Regions from separate parts of the Homo sapiens genome. Here region 1 is linked to region 2. A link is an interaction called in ENCODE POLR2A ChIA-PET data of the cell type or tissue named here. Cell type or tissue: B cell. All regions are shown on one strand. Region 1 overlaps TNPO3 (transportin 3). Region 2 overlaps TNPO3 (transportin 3).

What was found. Peaks named below come from ENCODE experiments on the same cell type or tissue, not always from the same donor. Only the 100,000 strongest peaks of a DNase experiment are listed, where the experiment ranks them.
Region 1: POLR2A ChIA-PET joins it to region 2 with 5 read pairs; 6 of 35 experiments call an interaction of 5 or more read pairs at or near these places.

Annotation. Positions count from the first base shown.
Region 1 is chr7:129,041,515-129,044,014 of GRCh38, reverse strand. The region is part of intron 1 of TNPO3 (transportin 3); the gene reads left to right. Among named protein-coding and RNA genes, the nearest start is that of TNPO3, 12 kb to the left of the region's middle. In B cell, no CTCF peak of the experiment used is centred here; no DNase peak of the experiment used is centred here; H3K27ac peaks cover 720 bases.
Region 2 is chr7:128,973,743-128,976,242 of GRCh38, reverse strand. TNPO3 (transportin 3) reads left to right here. Exons shown (of 23, transcript NM_012470.4): 17 at 308-424; 18 at 1,281-1,375. Among named protein-coding and RNA genes, the nearest start is that of IRF5, 37 kb to the right of the region's middle. In B cell, no CTCF peak of the experiment used is centred here; no DNase peak of the experiment used is centred here.

The DNA of each region.
Region 1 (2,500 bases), 68 kb before region 2:
ACATATGCTTTGTATGTACAATAGAATTCTCATCTGGTTTATATGGGTTATAAAACTGAGCAGGTAGGCAGAAATAGAGACCAGTGTTGAAAGAAGATAAATTTTCTGTATTTTGGCTTTCAGGAAGCCTTTGCATGGGCTAACCATTTGTTTCAAATGAAATGGTTTCAAGCTTGGCATTTTCTATTTTTAAAGCAAGACTGCCTAGTATAAATAAGGCCCACAGTGAAAAGATTATCGAGTAATGCTTGACTTGGTCATTCCCAACTGAAGTTGGCTTTATGGATCTAAATTTATTTGTCTTTTTCAGGGCCATTCTTGAGATTAATACCAACATTCATAGGTAATTGAGGATTATTATTTTGGATAGGGATTCTTGTCATGAAAAAATTGGGGCAAGATATCTTAGTACCATCTTATGTGTGACCAACAACTATGTAGTTCAGCCAAAATTCATTTGTCAGAGGTCATTATGATATAGGATTATTTAAAAATGCTTGTCTCAGAACTTCTGGGATTTCAAAGAATCCGGGAAGACCCCACTGTGCAGTGCTGTCATTGGCCTTATTGATTCCTTTCTTTTATTTTGATTCAATTTCAGTTTATTTTAGAGATAGGGTTTCACTCTGTCACGCAGTCTGGAGTGCAGTGGCAGGATCACAGCTCACTGTAACTAGGGCTTCAGTGATCTTCCCACCTCAGTCCCCTACCCCCACCCCCTGAAGCTGAGACCAAAGGTGCGCACCATCACATCCTGCTAATTTTTTTTTTTTTCCTGTAAAGACTGGGTCTTGCTATGTTGCCCAGGTTGGTGTAGAATTTCTGGTCTCAGGTGATCCTCCCACCTTGGCCTCCCAAGGTGCTGAGATGACAGGTGTGTGTCATTGCACCTGACCCTTCCTTTTAAGTAATTGTTTTTAGCTACGAATATCTTTCCTCCTAAGGAAAATACTTGTTTTCCTTTTGATTATATATTTAGCTCTTATGGAGATGGCTGTGAAAATGTAAGTTGACTGAACTTACCTCTATAAGGGAACTTTTTTGCTTCTAGAAAATGTATTTATGTATACCCAAGTGTATTTTGTGAATCTGGGAGCTTGCTAGGAGATTTATGATTACTTTTCTTTTACAATTTTTTTTTTTTTTTTTGGAGGATGGGAGTTGTTTTATCACTGCTTTGGTGAAGATATTAGCTAAGTTTGATTTCATCTTGGTTTCTGTGTTTCAGGCCATCTTGCAAAAGAAGTTATATTGAAAAATATTTTTAGGTAGTGATGGTTATCTTATGTGCCCCTCAGTTTATTTTTTTCTTAATTAGTATCCTTTCAAACCATTTTTCTTCCCACTGTCCGAGAAAATTATCAAGAAGTAATTTGTTGTAACAAATCTAGCAATTTATCTCGTTTTGTAAAATTCTCATAAAGGATTAGATAAAAGAAGTTAAGGTAGTTGATGACTTAAAAAATTACTTTTTCTGTTTGAGGTAAATTAGACTTGTTCTTTCTTTACCCGTCTCATGAAAATGATTTTTTCTTGATATGGGAAATTCTGACTTTTCTAGCTCTATACCACATGGTTGCAGGGCATATATCTAAAATATTGTTTTGTTTGACCGATTTGTAGTTTTCTTTTTAAGAGTTCTTTTTACTCTGTGTTCTGATGTAGTCTTCCTTCCCAGAACTTTCCCCAATATACTATAAATCTTTGAAAATCTTCATTTAGTAAATAATATCGTTCACTCATCGAAATGCTTAAAAAATGCAGCAACCTGACACTTATGTTACTTTTCAAGTGTTATTGAATTATCTGTATTTCCAGAACTTTATTTTCTATTTGCCAGAGCTCTTTGGTACTCAGTGAAGTATTTTAGGTAATTCTGCTTAATTTGAGGAGTTTTTGTGTAGGATTAACTAGCAGCTGTAATCTGCTTCTAATTCTTGGCAGCTAATGAGTCCTTAGGCGCCTGTCTGGGTGTGTGCTTGCATTGTTGAGGGCCTGCTCAGTGATTTTGGTTGATTTGGCAGTTTTAGAAATGTTAGTATAGAAGTGAGTCTTGGAGCAACAGTGCACCATTAAACAAAAAAGGGAGCAAGTACTTTAGGATCTGCTGTGAAGTATAATGAAGGGCTTAGAGCATGTTAGTGAAAGGATTGCTGGGCCATAGCCTGCCTCATATTCATCACATAGTCATGGAAATATCTTTTGAAAAGACTGATATAAAGGCCTGTTCTGCTACTGCTTTGTGAAATGGAAGATTGGAATTAGATGCTTAAATGGAAAATGTTCTCTTGTTGCAGCCTCTTTGAAATGTGCTGCTAGTGGGAGCTGCAGCTTCCTCCTGCTGACTCTGAGCCCCAGGCTTCAGTTGAGATGGTCCTTTCAGAAATGTGGAGCTTAGTCCAAGCCTGGATTTCAGTGGGTAGCACCTGGCATCTGTGGCTAGAAAGTCCTATGAAGTGTAAGTGCTTTATTCTCTCCTTATAAAGAATCCCTTTTCCTT
Region 2 (2,500 bases):
CTGGATGAAATATTCTGTGCTGGGGTTTTGCAAATAATCCATGAGTTCCCTGATAGCTTCTAGCTTTAACTCTTATACAGCATTGTCTTGGGAAGATGAAAGGTCAAAGGGTTGGAAGAATAGAGAACCTGAAAATCATTGAGATATTGAGCCCTGTGTTTCACAAAATAGTGCTAAGAAGCTTTATACTATGTTGCCTTAAAGAGAAGAAGCCAATCTATCTCTGAATTTCTTCCTGGAGACAGCTTCGTAAGTTGGTACTTTTTGAAGGACGAAGCATTGAACTAATTGTTTTTTCCCTCAACAGATGGTGAATGTGTACCACGTACATCAGCATTCCTGCTTCCTGTACCTTGGCAGTATCCTTGTGGATGAATATGGCATGGAAGAAGGCTGTCGGCAGGGACTGCTAGACATGCTCCAGGTATCTTTTCCATGAGGAGTGTAGACGCATCAGGCCTAGAGGGTCTGAAGGCCTAGCAGCGTATTCTTTACCATGTCTTTAATTCTGTTGCTTCTTTATGTTTTCCCCCAGGCATGTTGATTTCCTAATAACAGGGAGGTGGAAGCTTCCCAGTTGTTCTCTGAACAGGCCTGTTTGAGAGAATGAGAGACTGACCACATGAGTGTAATGATTATTACATGTTACTGCCTGGTTTATGCTCTTCCAGAGATAGGGTGTTTGGAGGGGGGAGGAGGTGAGAAAAATGAATCTCTAAGCTCAAGCATTATTGTATTTTTAACTTCTTGCCTGGAACAGCCAACTGACTAGTTTACTTAGCAGCAGGGAGGGTTTTAGAATTAATAATAGCATTGGAAACAGCTCCTCAGATACTGCTTTTCCCTCCCTTCCAGCCACAGAGGGGAATATTGAGTTGAAGAATGTTGTTTCTTTTCCCAAGATGTCTTTTCATTTAAAATTGATATTTCATAATTATTATAAAAACTTCCACTCCCTTAGTGGACTATACCTAAATAGAATCTTTGCTTTCAGAAATTTCTAAAACTTTGAGATGACATCTGTTGAGTTTTATCAGCTAAAATCTGTTTTCTCAACCCTTTCTTAAATGTGGACTTCATAGGTGAAAACTGTTTATGTCAACTGGGAAGGATTTATGTGTTTCTTTTCCTGATCAGATTCTCATTACAATCTTTTTCTTTTCCCAGCTGTGCTTTTCTTCTTTGTTCCTTTTGTACTTATTGTAATAAATATTTGGCAAGTCTGAATGCTGTGGCATTTCTGAAAAAGCATTTCTTTTAAAATCACTGTTTTGTTTTAGGCACTGTGCATCCCCACCTTTCAGCTCCTAGAACAGCAGAATGGTCTCCAGAATCACCCTGACACTGTAGATGACCTGTTCCGGCTAGCCACCAGGTAAATCCTTCTGAAGAGCCCATTTCTTAATTGCTCATCCTATCACTGCTTAGTCTTGCCATCTGACCCTTGGTTGTTTTATTCTTGTAAAATGAAGTCACTGGAGTAAGTAGATTAATGATTCATAACCCAAAGGTAAATTGCAAGCTGATATATCCCCAGCAGTGACGCAGAGTATTGCGGGAAGCAAGGGATAAAGGAGCTGAGTTCCTGCCAGGAAGGAGGGCTCACACACAAGACAATGCAGTGTGCCTGGCAAAACACTTGACTAGATCATCTCTACAGTCCTCTGTAGGTTTTAACTGTTCGTGCTGTTGCGATTTCATGTTTCACCTCAACCTTCTCTTTGAGAAGCTTAGCATCCTTTAGATATAATCAGTTTCGGAATAAAGAATGTTTGGGATTTTAAGATGCCTTAGCAGTTATCTCATACTGTATTTCTCAGCTCTACTCACAGCCTACTTTATCAGTAGCACTGATAATATGATTGCCAAACTTCTGCTTGAATTCCTTAGTCCCTAACTAAGGAATTTGAACCAAAACTGTTACCATATCAGCATTAAAAAAAAAAAAAAAAGAAAAATCATTATTTTCGAAACAACAAAAGCCCAACTGTTATATCATTTACAAATGCAAAGTAATGTTGACTTGATTGTTTCATCTTAGGATTGATTTTTTTTCTTTTTTCTTTTTTGAGATGGACTCTCACTCTGTTGCCCAGGCTGGAGTGCAATGGCATGATCTCGGCTCACTGCAACCTCTGCCTCCTGGGTTCAAGTGATTCTCCTACCTCAGCCTCCCGAGTAGTTGGGATTACAGGTGCCCACCACCATGCCCAGCTAATTTTTGTATTTTTAGTAGAGACGGGGTTTTGCCATGTTGATCAGGCTGGTCTCAAACTCCTGGCCTCAGGTGATCCGCCCACCTTGGCCTCCCAAAGTCCTGGGATTACAGGCGTGAGCCACCGTACCTGGCAGGATTGAATATTGAACCCTTTTTTTTTGTTAGTTTTTGGATAGGTTAGAAAAACCCTTTTTTTTTCCTTTTCTTTTTTTTTTTTTTTCAGTTGATAGAATTGTTGGATGGGCTGTCACCCTCTGTTTTCTTTTTTTTTTTTTTTTTTTT